2 separate regions of the Homo sapiens genome follow, and region 2 is linked to region 1. The links are chromatin contacts, found by Hi-C or POLR2A ChIA-PET in ENCODE. All regions are on one chromosome and are shown on one strand. The core of a region is the stretch at or near the end of the contact, and the rest is flanking DNA. Distances in the headings are between cores, read along the strand shown.

Region 1 (3,907 bases), core at 721-3,220:
TTAAAAACAGAAAGGAAGGAAGGAAGGAATGAAGGAAGGAGGAAGGGGAAAGAAGACAGAAGAAAGGAAGGAAGGAAAGAAAGAAAGAAAGATGTGCTTGCAACCTGTTTGATGATCCTTCTTGCTCTCTCTTTTTTTTTTTTTTTTTTTTTTCTTACTGAGATGGGGCTTCACTGTGTTGCCCAGACCGGTCTTGAACTCCTGGCCTTAAGCAATCTTCTCTCTTCAGCATCCCAAAGTGCTGGGATTATAGGCCTGAGCCACCGTGCCCGGCCTCTGATCCTACTCTTGTGGCTGCCAGGCTGTTACAGCTCTAAAAACACGAGATTATATTCAGCCTCCTTCCTTGAGGGGCTCACAATCCAGTAGGGAAGAAACATGTTTACATAAAAATAACAGACTTGAGGTTGGGTGCTGTGAGGGAGGGACAGTACCAGGAACCAATCCTTACCAAGAGCCCACTGTGTGCTGGGCACCTCATTTGTGTTATCTCAGCTAAGCCCCATTCTTCTGGCCACTGTGGTTGTTTCAAGGGGAGGCACATGACTCCCCTGGTCCAATCAAATGGTTCTCTGAGATTTTACCAGGAGAGAGTAATATTTCTTCCCTCTAATACCAAGCTGTCTTCCCTCTAGAATACCTAGCTGAGCTGACTGATGGCAGCTTGGTATGGCCTAAGGACTCCTTCTTCATTGAGGCCAAAGCACAGAGAGGAGCTCAGCCAAAAGACAGAGATTCTTGACGTTGTTGTTTGAGTCCCTGGGCCCACCGCTGAGATTCCTAATTACAAGAACCAATAAACTTCACTTACTGCTGGCTTGTTTTGGGTTTCTGTCACTTGCAATAGAAAAAATCTACATGGAAACAAATACAAACATGGCAGGCAATGTGAACATGTGTCTCTTCTTGCTACTTTAAGTGCCCTTCCTTAATGCCCACTATGGCAAAGCCCTTTCCTCCATGGACTCCTCCTAACAAACTGGCAGACATTATTAACTCCCCTTTCCACAGTGGAGGAAACAGTTTGAGAGGCTAAGAACTTTTCCAGCATCACCCAACCGTTCAGTGGCTGAGCAGGGATTTGAATTCAGATCTGCCTTACACCAAAGCCCACGACTTAGCTGCTACCCTATACCATGGGAGGACCTGGGTTCCTCCCACCCTAGAAAGAGTGATTGTACCTGGTAGTTCTTTGGGTTCTGATCATTCTTTTGGGTTTCCTATGGGGCTGGGAACATTGTAGGGATTTAGTAAATAAGGCAATGACTCATTTTCACAATAGCAAAACTCTTGCAAATATAGAAAGACAGACCACTCCATTCTGCCGCTTTCTAGCTATGTGATCTTGGATAAGTTGTGTTGTCTGGGCCTCAGCTTCTTCATCTGTAAAATGGTAATAAAAACAGTGCCTACCACATAATGATGTTGTAAAGATGGAATGAGGCCCAGTGTGGTGGCTCACACTGGTAATCCCAGTGTTTTGGTAGACCAAGGTGGGAGGATCCCTAGAGGCCAAGAGTTTGAGGCCAGCCTGGGCAACAAAACAAGACCCTATCTCTACAAAAAATAAAAATAAAAAAATTAGTTGGGTGTAGTGGTGTGAGCCTGTAGTCCCAGCTACTCAGGAGGCTGAGGTGGGAGGATCACTCAACCCAGGAAGTCAAGGCTGCAGTTAGCCACGACCGCACCACTGTACTCCAGCCTGGACAACAGAGCTAGACCCTGTCTCAAACAATAATAACTAAAAAGGATGGAACAAAATGCATGTAATGTTCTTGTCATAGAGATAGCATTTGATTAATGTTTGCTATTATTATTCTTATTGACAAATGTCTGAATTCCAGGAGGATTCTAGAAATTATGAAGCAGACAGCATCATTGGAAGAAAAAAAATGTGCTGCTGCCCATAGCAACTACTATGAGACCATCACACTACTGACTGTAGAGGAGTGATTGTGAAGAAGGCAGCCACTCTCACCAGCTGGGGCTGATGTGCTGGTATCTTGGCCAATGAGATGGGACCAGCACTCTTGTCTGATGTCTCATTGGTAGCCTTCATTAGAGGAGCTTCCTGGGCTGGGTAAGTAACTTTTGCTTAAACTAGCTGGGCAGAACCGCAAAATGAGTGTTCTTTTTGCCTTGGAATAAGTTGAGAAAGGGTACAGGCAGCAGGAAGGAAGACAAGATTTGGAGTAGAGAAAAAAGAAACAAATACTCTATATTAGTGTATAAGCTAAGCTGCTATAACAAAGAGATCTCAAAATAGAATGGCTGTGGGGTTTTTAAAGTTTATTTCTTGCTTTTATTTTTGTCTTGTTTTGTTTTCTTAAGAGACAGGGACTTGCTCTGTCACCCAGGCTGGATTGCAGTGGTACAATCCTGGTTCACTGCAGCCTTGAACTCCTGGGCTCAAGCAATTCCTCCCCCTTAGCCTCCCAAGTAGCTGGGACTAGAGGCACATGCCACCACACCCAGCTAATTTTATTAATTTATTTGGGATGGGGTCTTGCTATGTTGTCCAGGCTGGTCTTGAACCCCTGGCTTCAAGCGATCCTCCCACCTAGGCTGTTTCTTGCTTTTGTAAGAGTTCAGAAGTGAGCAGTCCAGGCTGACGAGGTAACTCTGAGCCACACAGTCCTTCAGGGGTGAAATTTTCTTCCAATTTGTTTCATGTAATAGATGTGGCCCCACCCTATCCATCACTCACCTATGGGAAAGAGAAAAAGAAAAGTAGCAAGGCAAGAAAGTTCCTTTTAAGCAAGTGATGCAGATGCTTGCTGACATCATTTCTGCTCATATTCCATCAGTGAGGACTTATTCCCATGGCCGCACCTCACTGCAGGAGAGACTGGGAAATACAGCCTCAAGCCGGCAAATCTGTGCCCAGTGAGACTCCATTATTATGGAGACAGTGGAGAACAGGTACTGGGGGACAATAAATGGTCTTGTGCTGCTGGAAATCATCCTGTGTTACCTCTCTATGTTACAGATGAGAAAAATGAAGCCCAGAGATGTAAAGACACTTGTTCAAGAGTACACAGCTTCTAGGAGGAAGCACTGGATTAGAACTGGGTTTCCTGACTCCCTATCCTTTGCAGCCCACAACTTTGGAGAGCATAGGTCTCAAAGACCAAGACAGGAACCAGAAGGGGTGGACGGAGTCATGCTCCATGGTCTTAATTGGCTAGCCCACCCTTGCCCTTCCCTCCTTGTCTCTTCTACCAGCTTGTGAGCTCCAGGCGGGCAGGGATAGTCCTTGTTCATTTCTCGATCCCCAATGTCCAGGATTAGCACTCACTAAGTGTTGTTGCTGAAAAACTGCATCATACATGGATGAAAGGATCACCCAGGGATGACCTTGACATCACAAATAAGGAAGGTAAGCTTGACCAGTTAGGAAAAGAATCTTCCATATAGCCTATCCCCCTGCTTGGGTGGGTGAGGCGACCTTGCCAGGGACTCCTCCAGCACTCTGTGTGGATCCTGTATTTCATCACACTTCATTGTCTTGGTTTCCAGGCACACTGGCCTCCCCACTAGAGTGAGAACAGAGGAGCTGTCTTATTAACAAAAGGCAGCCCAGCATAGCAGCTGAGAGGCCAGACTCTGATAACTAACTGCCCGGGTTCAAAGCCTGGCTGTGCTATTGACTAGCTAGGTGGCCTTAAGCAAGCTACTCCATCTCCTTGAAGAACAGCTTATCTATAAAAATAGAAAAATAATAATAATAACTTTTTTGTCTTTAGCCGGGTGTAGTGGCATGCACTGGTATTCCCAGCTACTCAGGGGGCTGAGGCAGGAGGATCACATGAGCCCAGGAGTTCGAGGTTATAGTGAGCCATGATTTTGCCATTGCACTCAAGCCTGGGCAACACACCGAGAACTTAATTCTAAATAATAATAATTC
Region 2 (3,907 bases), core at 1,408-3,907, 55 kb after region 1:
AGGAGGGTTTGGTGGCGTGGGGGTGCAGGTTGGGGGATCAAAGGAACTGATGAGAGGCACAGAGAATAGGAGACCTGGTTTCTTGCACTCTGCCCTGTATCACATTTCTGCTGGTGCTGAGGTTAATTGCACCACCTCTGGGAGTGATTTACTCAGGCTGTGATCCTGGCCCCAGCTCTGACTACTTGGTAATTGGCAAATTATTTGACACCTTTATGCCTAAGTTTCCTCATCTGTAAAATGGATGTGATAATAAGTGCTGTAATGTTTTTAAAAATAAATAAGGATAGGGTCTCGCTATGTTGCCCAGGTTGTTCTCAAATTCCTGGGCTCAAGCAATCCTCCTGCCTTGGCCTCCCAAAGTGCTGGGATTATAGGCATAAGCCACCATGCCCAACTGAGTAATATTTACTGCTGCATAACAAATTTACCCAAAATATAGCAATCTAAAACAACAAATAAGAATTTATTGTCTCTCACAGCTTCTATAGGTCAGGAATTCAGGAGCAGCTTAGCTTGGAGTTTCTGGCTCAGAAACTCAGGGTCTCTCATGAGTTTGCAGTTAAGATGTTGCAGGAGCTGCAGTCATCTGAAGGCTTGACTGGGGCTGGAGGACCTGCTTCCAAGGTGGCCAGACACATGGCTGTTCCTCTGTTCCCCTACACACAGGCATCTCCACAGGGCTAACTGTGGGTCCTTACAAAATGACAGCTGGCTTCTCCCAGAATGGGTAACTCAAGAGAGAGAAAGAGGAAGGAAGCAGCAGCAGTGTCTTTTATAACCTAGTCTTGGAAGTCACATGCCATCATTTCTCTGTTTTCCTTTTTTTGAGACAAGGTCTCACTCTGTAGCCCAGGCTGGAGTGCAGTGGTACAATCACAGCTCACTGTAGCCTCAACCTCCTGAGGGCTCAAGAGATCCTCCTGCCTTAGCCTCCTGAGTAGCTGGGACGACAGATGTGTGCCATTGCCACCATGCCAGTTAATTTTTAATATTTTGTAGAGGTGGGGTCTTACTATATTGCTCAGGCTGACATACCATTATTTCTACAATATCTTATTGGTGGCACATATTGGCCCTATTCACAGGGCATACACAAGAAGGTGAATACCAGGAGGGGAGGATCATTGAGAGCCATTTTGAAGGCTGTCTACCACAAGTATCTAACTCAAAGGGTTGCCATGGGGATTAAATGCGTTAGTATATGGAAAGAATCCTAGACCAAAGCTTATATACAGTAAATGTTTATAAATGTTAGTTTTTGTTATTATTGGCCCGTAGCATAGCAGTTTCACTACAGATACTGTCATTTTTAAGGTAATAATCTTTCTGTCTTCGTTTGTTTGTTTGTTTTTATCTGGTTACAGATTAAAATCAGCAATTATCTTTTTTTTTTCCTTTTTTGCCCATCTTCAATCTCAAAATCACCTATGGATTTTTGAGTTGAATGTTGTCTTTTAAAACAATTTTAAATGGTTTTGAACTTATGAAAATAATGCTTGTTGAAAAACTTGACAGAAATATGTATAACATGGCCAGGCACTGTGGCTCATGCTTGTAATCCCAACACTTTGGGATCACTTGAGGTCAGGAGTTTGAGACCCAACTGGGCAACAGGGCAAAACCCCATCTCTACTAAAAATACAAAAATTACCCAGGCATGGTGGCACGTGCCTGCAATCTCAGCTATTCGAGGGGCTGAAGCAGGAGAATCGCTTGAACACAGCAGGTGGAGGTTACAGTGAGCTGAGATCGTGCCACTGCACTCCAGCCTCGGCAACAGACCAAAAATCCATCTCAAAGAAAAGAAAAAAGACATATGTATAACATATGCTTGTTCTCAATAACACAGAAACAAGCAGAATAAAAAGTAGCATCCCTCTTCATACCTCTCTCGTGCTTCTCTTCCCAGAGGTAACCACTTTTAAGTTTATAGTCTTCTGACCACTTTGTCTTAAAAGACATGCTGTACTGGTATTAAATACATGGGATTATTGTGTTTATATGGGTCAGTGATTTAAGAATTGGTTGAACAGTTTATCTTGAAAATTATGCATGTTATAACAAGGCATTTAGATAATAGCCCCAAGCTCCACCTCACTCCTGCTGGCATGACCATTGTGAAATATTTTTTTTCTAGAGGGTAGGGGGATGTTTTCATATTTTGGGATATTACATAGGATGGAATAATGGAATTGTGATACAGCTGGATCTACAAATAGGCTGGTTGACTTCATTTCACATCTACAATGCAATATTGGAGAAAGGGTGTGAGCTCTGAATTGGAGACCGATCTGGATTTGAATGTTGGTTCTGATGCTTCCTAATGAGATGAGTTTAGGCAAGTTTTTCTTTGTTTGTCTGTCTGTATCTCTCAGTTTCCATATTTGCAAAGCCACCTCATGGATATGTTAAGTGAGGTCATGCATGATGTCAGGTGCAAAGTTGACTCCTAGCCTGAGGTGCTTAGTCCAGGTTAGCTCCCTTCCGTGGTCCAGGTTAGCACCTTTACTTTGCCCTAGGTTGGCTCCCTTTTCTTAGTTTTGGTTAGCACCGTTTCTTTGGTCTAGGTTAACACCCTTTTCTGCACCCCACTTCTGGAAAGACTGTGGGACTTCCCACAAGGGGGCGCAGGTACAAAGGTATTGCAGCCGGGAAGCAGAGCACAGTCCCTGCCCGTGGAGGCTAAGGGGCCACCTTTGTATGTCTCTGCTGTGTGCAAACACCATCCTCTCAGGAGAGGGCACAATAAAATGATCTCAGTTATGAGTGCTCCAGGGGTTGGCCACAGCTCTGTTCTCCCTCTGGGGAGCCTGTCTTCTAGTTGCTATGCAATTTTCCGTCCTTCTCTTCCCAAAGGCACTGAGTGAAATCCCTTTTGTGACCAGGAGCTTTAGTTTTTACCAACTTTAAAGTAGATGATGTCGTACTTCCAGTGTTTTCACTATCAGGTTAGCTGAAGAAATTTGGACAGAATCAAGGGCCACTCAAAAAATGCTTGCATGAACACAGTGTAACATGCTTATGAAACCGACCCAATAGATCCACACACAGACTTCTTTTTTTTCTTTAAACATGGAAATCGACTCTTCTGGTTGTTTCGTTGTTGTTGTTTTTATTTCGTTTTGTTTTTGTTTTTGATGAAGTCTCATTATGTTGCCCAGGCTGGAGTGTGGGGGCACAATCTCGGCTCACTGCAACCTCTACCTCCCGGGTTCAAGCCATTCTCCTGTCTCAGCCTCCCAAGTAGCTGGGATTATAGGTGTGCGCCACCACGCCCAGCTAATTTTTGTATTTTAGGTAGAGACGGGGTTTCACCATGTTGGCCAGGCTGGTCTCGAACTCCTGACTTCAAGTGACCTGCCCACCTCAGCCTCCCAAAGTGCTGGGATTACAGGCATGAGCCACCATGTCTGGCCGCTTCTGGTCTTAAAGCTTGAAACTTACATTTGTTTTGTCTGAGTTCCTTCCTCAGAAAACATCTTCAGACCTCTCAAAAAATAAAAAATAAATTTAAAAAAAAAACTATCAAAGAACTGAAACTCACAAGATCACCACATCAGAACAATGAGGTATGGGACCCCTCATTTATCATGATTGCTTCCTTGCCCCTTCCTGTTTTCTTATACATTGTTACATTTCTTCCCTGTTATGTAAACCCCTAGATTTAGTCAGTCAGGGAGATGGATTTGAGCCTGAGCTCCCATCTCCTTGGCTGCAGCACCTGATTAAAGCCTTCTTCCTTGGCAGTAGTCATTGTCCCAGTCATTGGCTTTCTGTGTGGTGAGCAGCAGGACCAAGACTGAACCCCTGGTATTTTGGTAACACTTAGATTTTTTAAATTATTTTTAAAAATCAGTTATTGTTATGTTCCAGGTCTTACCTCATTCAATGCTCAGAACCACCC

What was found. A loop is a pair of places that touch in the nucleus more often than their neighbours do. ChIA-PET counts read pairs that join two places held with the same protein, here RNA polymerase II (POLR2A).
Region 2: a loop to region 1 is called in a map of endothelial cell of hepatic sinusoid, with 6 times the contacts of the local background. The contact joins the enhancer-like site here to the promoter of LINC02858 in region 1. A Hi-C loop is called at or near these places in 3 of 168 maps with a recorded cell type or tissue (GM23248, endothelial cell of hepatic sinusoid and heart right ventricle). POLR2A ChIA-PET finds 5 or more read pairs at or near these places in 2 of 52 experiments (WTC11 and activated T-cell).

What each region holds. Positions count from the first base shown.
Region 1 is chr16:19,332,205-19,336,111 of GRCh38, forward strand. It overlaps LINC02858 (long intergenic non-protein coding RNA 2858), which reads left to right and starts at 1,971. Exons shown (of 3, transcript XR_950883.3): 1 at 1,971-2,080; 2 at 2,990-3,379.
Region 2 is chr16:19,386,739-19,390,645 of GRCh38, forward strand. The region is part of intron 1 of LOC105371114 (a long non-coding RNA gene); the gene reads right to left. Among named protein-coding and RNA genes, the nearest start is that of TMC5, 29 kb to the right of the region's middle. RefSeq lists an enhancer at 2,716-2,775. Within about 2 kb of position 2,658, at least 3 of the 41 ENCODE cell types and tissues checked have a DNase peak (open chromatin) inside an H3K27ac peak, as active enhancers do.